Linked DNA regions of Mus musculus: regions 2 and 3 are each linked to region 1. A link is a contact called in ENCODE Hi-C or POLR2A ChIA-PET data. All regions are on one chromosome and are shown on one strand. The core of a region is the stretch at or near the end of the contact, and the rest is flanking DNA. Distances in the headings are between cores, read along the strand shown.

Region 1 (4,167 bases), core at 1,005-3,504:
TGTCCTTGAACTCACTCTGCAGACCAGGCTGGCCTGGAACTCAGAAATCTGCCTGCCTCTGCCTCCCAAGTGCTGGGATTAAAGGCGTACGCCACCACTGCCTGGCTAGAGCTTCTTTCAGTGTTTAACACTTTCTTCCCAAGTGATTCAATTATTCAGAGATTTCAGTGGGTCTGTCTTTAGAGCACCCCCCACCCAAACTCCTGCATTTTAATACTGGCTATGCCCTTCAGAAATAACGCAGCTCAATGTCCTGTTCCCTGGAAAGGTTTTTCCTTCTTGTTTTTGGGAGACAGAGTCTCACGTCTCCAAAAACAAGCTAGGCTCAAACCTTTGTGGGATTGGATCTGAGGACGACCTTTAACCTCCTCCTCCACCTTCCCTGTGCTAAATTACATTGTGATGCATGCTTGGTCTAACCTGGGGTTTCATCTAAGATTTACTACTCCTAATATAAAGAAAGAATAAACCAGTTGTTTTGCTGGGTACAGAAATACACATGTGAATTCCCACCAGAGGGACCATTGCAACTTCAAGGCCATCCTAGTTTGTATAACAGGTGAGTTCTAGATCATCTAGAATCACATATAGAGATCTTGCCTTAAAACAAATATATGTTAAAATAACCAAATAACAAAAATTGTTTGTTTGGGGGCTGATCAATATCATTCTCATCACAAAATAAACAAAAAAACATTACCCAGATGAACTCTTGGTACCAAATCAGAGATCTGTAATTAGGGAACTAGAGCAAATCAAAACCACGCCCACGAAACCAAGCTCCAAAGGGAGGGAGGTGTGGGGGCACCCTGAACAGGTGTTTGTGAAAAAAAATCTAAGTCATCAGACTGTTTTCTATACCTCGCTTCATCATTCAAGGGGATGGATGCTCAAATGTCAAATCACCTGACACAGTTCCTGGTATACACCAGACCCTGAGGTAATGACAGGTGATCTCAAAGAAAGAGTCTCTTTATATTTGGCTGGCCCAAATTTGAAATAAGTGCAGCCAGGGACCAGTGTGGATAAAGAATTTGTAGGCTGAAGCACATGGATATGTTAAAAGAATAAAGAAATCCAGGAAACAGCCAAGCATTCATTCGCTTCCTGGGCTTGTTCTTTTGAACCTTCCAGGGCCCTTACATTTGCACAGAAGAAACGATATCGAGTCTATCTCATTGAAGATTCAACACAGACATCTCACAGCTCCGCTCCAATCTCTCATGGCAGTGGCTAAAAGGACAGTGCATCGAACAAAAGCCCATTTGCTTCGAGATACAGATTAAAATGAACATTAAAGCCAAAATATTTTGTCTGAATATCCTACCATGTGATTGACTCAGGCCTAGGAGCTGAGCATGATGCAAGGGTTTTTGCCCTTGAAGATCTCAATGTAACAGAAGCCCGAGAGGTAACACGTTAATAACCAGGAAGAGCCGCAACAGCAGAAAGGGCTCTAACCCCGATGCATCCTCGTGCAAAGCAGTTCCTATTCATTCATCTTGCACCCCACTCAACGCGGAAACCATCCTACTACTTCTCTGAACTTCCCAGGGGATGAAAATGCTGTATGCTAACAACTTCTGCTGTCTTTTGTACCGGGTTTCGTGCTGGTCTGGTCAGAGAACAAGGGGGAACAGTCCCGCGCCATCCCTGCCCGCAAGGAGCACCTAGTCCGCTTGGAGGGTGCAGCAGCCACGGAGGGATGCAGCATCAGGTTGGACTGAGGTAGGGAAGCCAGCTCGTGCGCGCTCCAGACCTTCAGCACCCGGGGAAGGTTTGATGCTCCCCGAGAGCATCGGGCACTCAGTGATGAGTTAGGGCAAGTTAGGGGCCAAGGCCTGAAGCACCCCGGTGAGCGGCTGACCTCCCAAGCGCTGTATAAACTGAATACCTTCGAGCCCCCAAAACTCGGGTTTCCGCAGAGCCTGGGCCCCAGCTCCAGGATCCTCCACACGTCGCCCGGCCCCTCACAGCGGACAGTTTTCCCTCAATCATTCCAGGATCTTTCTGAGACGTTCGTTTCATCGCAAAAAAAAAAAAAAAAAAAAAAAGGAAGAGGAAAAAAAAATACAACCTTCTCCTTTCTGTCCGGGTTAACTCACGCCAAGCCGCTCCAGTCCCAGAAACCTCATTACTCACCAAGTCGGGCAGTCGAACAGCGGGAGGCTGGAGCCGGAGTTCACGGCTGCCGCCATCTTGCGTCTCCCCCTCCCATTTGGCGGGTCTGAAGCACGCCGGGAAACTAAGAGCTCGGGAGGGAAGAGGCGGCATCCCAGCAGCCTGTGCGCAGCGCGTGCGTGCGCACGCGCAACGCAAGGACGCTCTCCTGGGAGCGCCTCTGGCGGAGGGCATCAGGGGCTGGGTTTGAAGTCTGCAGTGTTTGCTGGAGAGGCTGGGGGCGGGTGTCTCCTTGGTCACGGGGTCAGGAGTGGTTTGTACCTTGATGCGGCTTTCGCGCTGCGTTTTCCGCCAGAAACCCTAGAGCTCTGCAATCTGCATTAACTCCCAGCTACCCACCCCCTCGGGCTTCATCTAGCGATAAGCAGGTGATGGCTAGAGATAAGAAGTGATGGCTTTTTTTTTCCCCCTTTTTCCAGCCTTCCTTCGAAACACTGCATCTGAAAACAGAATCCTTACTCATTTGTCCTTTCTGATCCCAAGTCTGATGTGTACGGCTCAGTGGTAGTGTGTTCAGCAGGCGCGAATGAGGCCACTGATTCAATTCCCCAAAACCAGTAATTTTCTTAGATCTGGGAGAATCTATAGATTAGGCGACTGTGTCAGAAATCATGTAGTCTGTTTTTGAAAACTTTGGACAAACTGCTGCAAGGCACAGACTCAAAAGGAAAAAAAGCCTCCAATTTTTAGTAACTTAACCAATTCTCAAAAATGTTTAATTCATGGCCCCTTAGGATTTTTCTCTGTGGGTCATAGTGACATAGGAAGCATTAGGGTTACCATCTTCCTCTAAGCCATTAGCTTGCTGGTTGTAATGGTTTTGTCTATTGAGTGCTTATGGGGAAGTATGTATTTCATATGGATCAGTTCACTTGGTATTCCCAAAACTCAAGACAGATTGATTCCAGAAGAGAGGCTCTAGCCTCACCTTACAAGGAGTGGTATTCGAACCTGAGTCTATGTAAAGCCAAAAGCCAGGCTCTACTAGTCCCATATGTTTCTGACAACATACCATTCCTTCGTATGCAGTGGATGGTCCTTTTTTCACTTTTGCAGAAAGATGGGATGATGACTTCACAGTTTTTAAAAGAAACAAATGGTTGGAGGGTGTGGCAGCACATATCTGAAATTCCATCTGCCTTTGCTTCCTGAGATACAGGGTTAAAGGTAGTCAACACTATGCCCTGCTAGACAGTAAAATTAATAATAATAATAATAATAAATTCTCCAGGTTTCAGTAAGCAACAGCAATAGAACATGTCATGGTTTGAATATGCTTGGTCCAGGGAGTGGCACTATTTGGAGGTTTGGACTTGTTGAAATAAGTGTATCATTGTAGGCTTGGGCTTTAAGTCCTGTATCCTGGCTACCTGGAAGTCAGTCTTCCACTAACAGCCTTCAGGTGAAAATGTAGAACTCTCAGCTCCTCCTGCACGATGCCTGCCTGGATGCTGCCATGCTCCAGCCTTGATGATAATGGACTGAACCTATGAACCTATAAACCAGCTCCAATTAAATGTTTTCAGCATAAGAGTTGCCTTTGTCGGGCTGGCGAGATGGCTCAGCAGTTAAGAGCACCGACTGCTCTTCCGAAGGTCCTGAGTTCAAATCCCAGCAACCACATGGTGGCTCACAACCATCCGTAATGAGATCTGATGCCCTCTTCTGGTGTGTATGAAGACAGCTACAGTTTACTTACATATAACAATAAATAAATCTTAAAAAAAAAAAAAAAAAAGAGTTGCCTTGGTCATGATGTCTGTTCACAGCAGTAAAAGGTTAACTATGACAGAAGTTGGTACTGGTAGTGGAGTAGTGCTGTGATAGGCCTGACCATGTTTTTGTCTGGAAGAATGTGGATTTTGGGACTTAGAATTTAGAAAGCAATGGAATGCTCTAAGTATTGCTTAATGGGCCATCCTAATAGGAATATGATGAGATTGATTTGAACTGTGCAGACCTGGCCCAAGAGGTTTCAGTGGAGAA
Region 2 (4,167 bases), core at 676-3,175, 47 kb before region 1:
AGGAAGAAGAAAACAAAAGTCCTGTGACCTTCACATTCATACCGTGACACATGCGTGCCCCCCCATCAATCAATCAATCAATCAGTCAATCAATGTAAACAAAGGCTCGGAAGACCAGCTGTGGTGGTACATATCTGTAACCACAGAACTCTTACTCTGGAGAAGTCTGAACTACACAAGAAGAATTTGTCTTAAACGGAAAGAAAGAAAAATGCTAAGGATCTTAGCTAAGAACTAGCTAGAGTGTTAGTAGTCTAGGATGTAAGATGGCCCAGGTCCCATCTGCAGCAGGGCAGGTAATGTGGGGGTGGGAGGAGGGGGAGGTGAGGGTGGCTGGAGGCAGAACATGGGGTATCAACCTCCAAAACTGGAATCCCATGTGGTCAGGAATTCTACCACACCTTGCCCCATAGGGTCATCTACCTTCCCGTTCACCTCATTTGCATACCGACACTCTGTGACATCCGTCTGTCCTCACGTCACCCCAAGTCCTTCCACTTCCCATCACCCCAGGTCATAGCAGATGAGGAAACTCGGGTATTGTGACACAGGTAAGCAAGAGACGCTGGGAGGATGTTCTGAGCTGGAGAAAAGAATGACCAGGCTCCCAGAGTCCCACTTCAGGGACCCATCAGATTCCGATGGACCAGAGAGACTCACTGTGGTGGCCCTTGTGTGATCCTCCTAGGTCAGTCTATAACCCGCTTGGCCATCAGAACACTTTGCTGGCAGCTGCTGTGGCAGAGCCTGGCTCGCTCACTCCAGGGAGTAGAATGAAGCAGGCATCCATGAGACAGCTTGCTGTCTGAGGGAGGAGCCCTGAATCTCAGCATCTCCCTCCACTCTCGCCTCTGCCCTCCACAGAGCAGCCCGGTCGGTCCCTTTTCTTCCCTCCCTTACCCAAGTGGTCAGTCCCTGGTCACATGTTATTTGGCCAGTAACTGGTGGCTGTGTCCTGATATGGCCATCTCTTCTCTGCTATGGGTTGCGGAAAGCCATGGGCAAGGAGCAAATGTACAGGCAAAAAGCGGGGAAGGATCCCCCTGGTAGGAGGACCACTCCATCTGAGAATCCAGCAGAGGAACAGAGAGACTCAGAGGCAAGGAGCAGAGAGTTCAGCGGGAGGGCTGATCTGGTGCTAAAATAACGAACTGGAATATATCTTAGTGGTGAGAGCTCAGGGTCCTGGGTTGGATCCTTGCAGAAAGGGAAAGAAGATAATAAAAGAGAACGGAGGGAGGGAGCAAGAAAGAAAAATGAACAGTGAACCAGGCATGGCAAATTCAGGCAGAGGCAGACGGATCGCTGCAAACTTAAGGCCAGCCTGGGCTACAAAACAAGGTCCTCTCAGAACAACCCCAATAACGACAGTGAGCACCCTAGTGCCTGTCTGAAACGATGGACGAGTTATCCCCACTTATTTGTCCATTTATTGTTATAATTGTTCTTGTTGCTTGAGACAGGATTTCCTAGGCTGTTCAGATCGCTCCTGCCTAGCTGCCACACAATTTCTGTTAGCATTACCGAGGAGCCTCAGTTGAGAAAAAGCCTGAGTTAAACTCAGGACTTCTCATCACCCATGGGACAAAAGCTGAAGAGCAGGGAGGTGGCGCCTTTTGGTGCGGATTCATAAAACTTCGGACAGCAGCGTCTGAACTCAACCCCAGATCCCTCAGGGTCTAACTCTGTAGCCCAAACTGACCTGCAATCACTTTATAGAACAGGCTAGCTTCGAACTCATCCTCCCGCCACAGCTCCCCAGTGTTGGCATTACAGGCATGACCCATCATACCTAGCTCCTTCCACCCAGAGCCCGCTCACCCTCAAAGTAGACTCCGGAGCAGACCCGCAGCACGCGCGGAAGGGAGGTGGGGTCCAGGCCGCTCACAAAGTCCTGCAGCGGCACCGGCTCCATGGTCGCGTTCCGACTAGATTTGCTCAGACTGATCGGCAGCTTGCAGAGGACAGTCCGGAAGCCACGCCCACCGAGGCCACGCCCCTCAGGTCGGGAGCCCTACAGGGTTCTCTGAAGCGCCCCGAACTCTTGAATGGGGACTTTATTTCCCCTGACCTGTCTCTTCATCTCTAAAATTGAATCTTTTCTTAAGGTTTCTAATGTGATAAAACACCATGACCAAAAGCAACTTGGGGAGGGAAGGGTTTATTATCTTACAACTCTGGGATCACAGAGGTTAGTCAGAACAGAAACTCCGGACAGATAGAGAGAGATAAAGGGACTGGGACTGGTACAAGCCATAAAGAAACACAGCTTACTGGTTTGCTCAGTTTGCTTTCTTACACAACTCAGGACCACCTGCCCAGGGTTGGCACTACCTACACCCTATGGGCTGGGCCCACCCACACCAATCATAAGTGGAGAAAATGCACTACAGGCTTGCCTACAAGCAGTCTGATGGAGGCATTTCTCAACAGAGGTTCCCAGATAATTCTAACTTGGGTCAAATTGACCAAAGAACAACCAGGACAATTCCCACACCTTTCTTTACTTGGCTCCATCGAACAGATCTAACATCAAGACTTGATAATTTTTTTTTTTTTTTTTTTTGAGACAGGGTTTCTCTGTATAGCCCTGGCTGTCCTGGAACTCACTTTGTAGACCAGGCTGGCCTCGAAGTCAGAAATCCGCCTGCCTCTGCCTCCTGAGTGCTGGGATTAAAGGCGTGTGCAGTTACACCTGGCAAGACTTGATAATTTGATACCCAGAGGTCTGGTGTGTGTGTGTGTGTGTGTGTGTGTGTGTGTGTGTGTGTGTGTGTATGTATGTGTGTGTGTGTGTGTGAGAGAGAGAGAGAGACAGAGAGAGAGACAGAGACACAGAGAGACAAAGACACAGAGACACAGAGACACAGACACAGACACAGAGACATAGAGACAGACCCGAGACAGAGACAGACAGAGAGAGTATCCCTTAGCACAAATTGTACTTAAATTACTGTGTAGCTGAAGATGACCTTGAACTTCTGATCTTCCTTCTTCCACCATCTAAAATGAGTGTGGTCACACACACTTTATTAGATGCTGAGGACTAAACCTAGGGCTTCATGGATTCAAAGCAAACACTCTACTAAGTGAGCTGCATCCTCTGCCTTGTTTTGGGTTTTTGAGGCAGGATTTCACATAATCCACTGTGTAGCTGAGAATGGCTTCCTTAGACTCCTGATGCTCTTGATGCCTCCTCCTGCCAGGTTCTGGAATAACAGGCATGTACCATTTAACTACCTCAGACCATGAAGATGTTGAACAGATAAAAACGATCCCACTTCCCCAGCTGAGATGTGCCCCCAGATGCCTCTTCCACAGTACTCCAAGTTCAAACAAGGTACACAGCTCCCTAGTGTAGTTGGGGTCTCTTAGGACATACACACCCTTACCCTTTGGGTCTGAGGAAGAAGACATGCCTTGTCTATCCCCAGATACACCTCTGTCTGGACACCTCTAGTGATGCAGAGATGGCTACCGATCTCTCTAGGACACTCAAGTCCTCTGATATAGGTAAGTAAAAATGGTGCCGTGGCACAGGCTGTGATCCCAGCACTTGAGAGGCTCAGGATTCAAGTCATCCCTGGGTTACAAAGAACATGGTCGTCATGAGAGCCTAGCTTAAAAACGGAATGCAGTTTCTCCTAATGCCTTGTCTTCTGTTTTCGGAAATAAGATGAAATGGAAACTGACTTCCTTGTGGCTGAAAAAAAAAATGTGTAAGTAGAAAAACAGAAGTTCTCATGGCTCCAGGGAACCCTGGTGGTGAAGGGCTGTCTACTGTCTCTCAACTGTTTTCTAGACCTTTCCATGATGGATTGAATATTTTTCATATTAACAGGTACTGTGAACAGCTCACCAAGGGTCACTGGACATGGAGGAGATCACCAGGAATACCTCCATCTTCACAGCACTACTGCAGGGGTGGAAGAGGAGAGGCAGGGAGGGGGATGAAACGATGAGGGAGCACAAGAGAGGAGGAGAGGAAGGAAGAAAGGGAGGAAGGGAAAACAAAGAAGGCGGAGGAAGGGAGGAGGCTCCTGCACTCAGGGATGCTTAGGGAACTGTGAAGCTGAGAACACAGGATTTCTGGGGGCTTATCCTGTTGTCTTTTTTTTTTTTTTTAAGATTTACTTATTATAGCCGGGCATGGTGGCTCATGCCTTT
Region 3 (4,167 bases), core at 964-3,463, 41 kb after region 1:
ATGATAATCCTCCTGCCTCAGCCTCTCAAATGCTATCGTGTACGACTATGGCCAGTTTCAACTCTAATTTTGATTTAAGTAAACACAGATTTGCAGTTAAAAGAATCTGTATCAGTTCCTATGCTTACTATACAACTTAATACTCAAATATGAAATATTCCACATACAGTCATTTAAATTAGGTTAGTCTCAATGAGAAAAAAAAAAAAAACCCACAAATTCTCTTTCTTTCTTTCCTCTCTTTCTTTTCTTCTTTCTGGTGGTTCAAAACAAGGTTTCTCTGTGTAGCCCCTGGCTGTCCTGAAACTCTGTAAACTGGCTAGCCTCTCAAACTCTGAGATCTACCTGCCTCTGCCTCTCAAGTACTGGAATTGAAGGCATGACCCCGCCCCCAACACCTGGCACAAAATTTTCTTTATTATTTTTGTGTGTATGATATGTGGAACATACATAGAACTAATGTAAACAGACACATTGTGTGTGCCAGGGAACGAGTGTGGCTGAGTGTGGAGGTCAGAGTACAGCTCTGTGGAGTTAATTTGCTCCTTCCACGTTCATCTGGGTTCTGGGGCTCAAATCAGATGGTCAGGCCTGCACAGCAAGCACTTTACCTGAACCATCTTGCCAGCCCCTTGAAAAGAATTTTCTGATTTATCCTGTATTATAGCTCCTTAACAAAAGGAAACTGGGACACAAAGTACCATACTGTCTAGTCATCAATTATTATTGTGTTTTTCATATCTGGGTTAACAAGCTGAGTATTCGTACTACCTCCATACACCCAGGCCTAACCCTTCCTGCCTGAAACTTTCTACCTCTCAAATCCTACAGTATACATTTAGATATAAAAGCAAAGTGACAAGCTGGGTGTGGTGGCGTACATTGTTAATCCCAGCACTTGGGAGGCAGAGGCAGGTGGATCTCTAATTTTGAAGCCAGCCTGGTACACAGAGTGAGTTCCAGGATAGTCAGAGCTACAAAAAAACTGTCTCAAAAAGAAAATAAAAGCACAGTGGTAGCTTATGCTTTAAAGCTTAGGACATAACTGCAATTCAGAACTGACTCTACTTATTAACAGTATAGCTAAGCTCACAAAAAAAAAAAAAAAAAAAAAAAACAGAATAATAAACAACACAGATGGTTGTCACCATTTTTAAAGTAAAATTGCTTCTGTTGTTCTGTTTACAGGGCTCTGGGATGATTCTGAAACTCAAAAACAGCCTGTACTTGACTCTAGCTACAGAAGGGAGTTTTAAGGTAAGCAGTTACAAACTGACTTGGCCCAACCCTGCCATCTCTTACTTGGTGTGTAATTGTGGCCAAGAGTAGCTCTCAACGGAGGCAGAAGAGGACATCTTCATGCTTGAAATGGGAAAAACGTTCGCTACAAAGACAACCTAACCTAAAATGTTCCCGGTGCATTCTGTGCCATAAAGCAGCAGTCCTCCCGTCCCTTAAATGCCAGGCACTGACTGACGTCCAGGTTAATTACAGGAAACACAGTGTATTAAGTCACTCGAACGCACGCATTCTCCACTTCCCTTAATTGAAAGTTGCTGATGTCTGAGGACCCAACCGCTGAGCTGAATGTGAACCTAAAGTCGCAACCAAGTAAGCACCCCCTGATCGGAACTGAGGAAAACAAGGTGGGTGGGGAGAGGGGGACGGCGACGACAGGAAAAACTCGGCTGACCACTGCGCCAAGTCAAGACTGCTGCTCACAGTCCTGGAGATGACACACACTCCCTCCCACCATCGGGGCTGTCGGCTCTGTTGACCCCCAACACCGTGAACTCTAACCGCCTAAGACAGGGGTGTGGACCTAAAGGGCCCGAGCCTGGCCGACCCAGGGAAAGGCAGCTCGCCGCGCCCAGAGTGGAGGCTCGCGACGGCCTCAAGGTGTGGCCTGAGCTGCGACCCAGACCGGGCTCCCCGACTTGGCAGCTTCACCACCGTCTGTCCCTCAGGCCGCCCCCAGCTCCCGGCTGGGTCCCCTCGCTCACTGGCTTGGCTGATCCGCTGGATGTTGCCACTGCATGTCTGGATGATGCTGTTGAAGTCCCGGGGCTGAGGCCCCGACGGCCCGGGGTTCCGATACATGTCTAAGGGACCGTAGGACATGACAGTGAGCAGAGACCGGGTCGCGCTTCGCGGCGCTCCTACCGGAAGCTGCCACTGACCGGGCCCAGCAGCTGAGAGGAAAACCGGGAAGAGAAAGGGCGGGGAAGGGACCGCGACTGCGTGCGCACTGACCCCCCGCCCATCGCGGTGCGCATGCGCGCGCTCCGCCCCATCCTGCAGTGCGCGTGTGCGGCTGGAATTGGCGGTGGGTCGTCTCTTGAGAGTTTTCGAACTGCTGGCGGTGAGCGTTCTCGCAAGACCCGACTCCTCCAGCTGTGAAGCCAGTACAGGACCGGACTTCTTCAGCCTGTCGTCTACAGACGGCGCGCCCCGCATTCCACGACCTTCCGGCCGCCAACACGCTCATCCGCATCCTGCTGCTCCCGCATCCTGCCGCTCCCGCATCCTGCTGCTCCGCGCGGCACTGTTGTTCAGGCACCCAGCAAGTTCTTGCTTTTCCAACCCATGTCAAAATCGAGGTGAATGCATGAGCATGGAATGGGACCAGTACACGTGCAGTTGTACCCGACAGGATTCGATGGTGAAAACTGTTCAACACCTAAATTTCTAGCAAGAATAAAGTTACTACTGAAACCATCCGCCAATACGGTGTGCCCCGTGCTTACCCACTTCAAGGGATTCTGGGACATTGTTGATTAACATTTCCTTCCTTTGAGGTCAGGCTGGTATACAGGGTGAGTTCCAGGACAGCCAAGGTTACATAGAGAAACCCTGTCTCGGAAAACCCACTCACACTCCAAACAAATAAAAACCATTCCCTTCCTGCGGAATTCAGTCATGAGATATGTTGCCAGCCAGATGGCATTTGATTGACAGCCCACCAACTTACAATGTGCACCACACCTACGAAAACTGGGCACCCTTCTCCAACCTCTCCTACTACATCAGAGCCTCTCCTCCTGTAACAGATGACTGCCTGACTCCCATCCTGTGAAAGGGAAGAAGAGGGTTTCTGATTCAAAAGATTATGGGGAAAATTCTAAGAAAAAAATTCATCCTTGACCCCCAGGGCTCGAATATGATATTCACATTCTTCGGCCAGCAATTCACCCACCAGTATCTCAAGACAGACCAGAAACAAGGACATATATTCACTAGAGGGCTGGGCCATGGAGTGGACATATAAGCCATGTTTATGGTAAAACTCCAGATAGACAGCATAAACTGCTCCTTTGCTTTCTCTTTTAATTATTTATTTTTATGCTCATTGGTCTTTTGCCTGTACCTGTGAGGGTGACAGAGCCCCTGGACCTGGAGTTACAGAGAGCTGTGAGCTGCCATGTGAATGCTGGGAATTGAACCTGTGTCCTCTGGAAGAGCAGCCAGTGTTCTTAACTGCAGAGTCATTTCTCCAGCCCCAAACTATGCCTTTTCAAGGATGAAAAACTCAAGTACCAGGTAATTGATGAAGAGGTATATTCTCCCATCAGAGAGATCAGGGACACTCAGGTGGAAGCAGACTGCCACTGCAAACCCCCAAATACCTGCTTTAGGGCAGATCTTGGGTTTGGCCACTGGTCATATGGTATAAGCTACACCATGAACCAGCACCACAAACCATTCTCACCGAAGCCTTACCAATCATTTGAAGAACTCAGGAGAAAGAGGCTGCTGAGTTGGAAGTTCTCTGTGGTAAAATTGATGCTGTTGGTGCTGGTTAAGAGCACTGACTGCTCTTCGATACGTTCTGAGTTCAATTCCCAGCAACCACATGGTGGCTCACAACCATCTATAATGAGAGCTGATGCTCTCTTCTGGTGTGTCTGAAGATAGCTACAGTGTACTCATATATACATTAAATAAATAAAATTTAAAAATTAAAAAAAAAAATCGATGCTGTCCTCCCCTGCTGATAGAAAAGCCTCTTCCAGGTGCTGTCTTTGGGGAAACCCTAGGGGAAATTGGGGCACCATTCTCCTTGGAAGGGCCTACATCAAACCCTATCTGTTCTCACTACTGGAATACTGGAAGCCAAGCTCTTTGGGGGAAGTGGGTGTTAAGATCATCAACACTGCCTCAATTTAG

Evidence for each region. A loop is a pair of places that touch in the nucleus more often than their neighbours do. ChIA-PET counts read pairs that join two places held with the same protein, here RNA polymerase II (POLR2A).
Region 2: POLR2A ChIA-PET joins it to region 1 with 16 read pairs in embryonic stem cell. The contact joins the promoter of Themis2 here to the promoter of Ppp1r8 in region 1. POLR2A ChIA-PET finds 5 or more read pairs at or near these places in 4 of 5 experiments (Patski and embryonic stem cell).
Region 3: a loop to region 1 is called in a map of left cerebral cortex, with 5 times the contacts of the local background. The contact joins the promoter of Stx12 here to the promoter of Ppp1r8 in region 1. A Hi-C loop is called at or near these places in 3 of 37 maps with a recorded cell type or tissue (heart and left cerebral cortex). POLR2A ChIA-PET finds 5 or more read pairs at or near these places in 4 of 5 experiments (Patski and embryonic stem cell).

Annotation. Positions count from the first base shown.
Region 1 is chr4:132,840,915-132,845,081 of GRCm38, forward strand. Ppp1r8 (protein phosphatase 1, regulatory subunit 8) reads right to left here and starts at 2,255. Exons shown (of 7, transcript NM_146154.3): 1 at 2,143-2,255. The coding sequence starts at 2,198.
Region 2 is chr4:132,794,439-132,798,605 of GRCm38, forward strand. Themis2 (thymocyte selection associated family member 2) reads right to left here and starts at 1,926. Exons shown (of 6, transcript NM_001033308.2): 1 at 1,822-1,926. The coding sequence starts at 1,915.
Region 3 is chr4:132,882,245-132,886,411 of GRCm38, forward strand. It overlaps Stx12 (syntaxin 12), which reads right to left and starts at 2,214. Exons shown (of 9, transcript NM_133887.4): 1 at 2,004-2,214. The coding sequence starts at 2,121. It also overlaps the pseudogene Gm13033.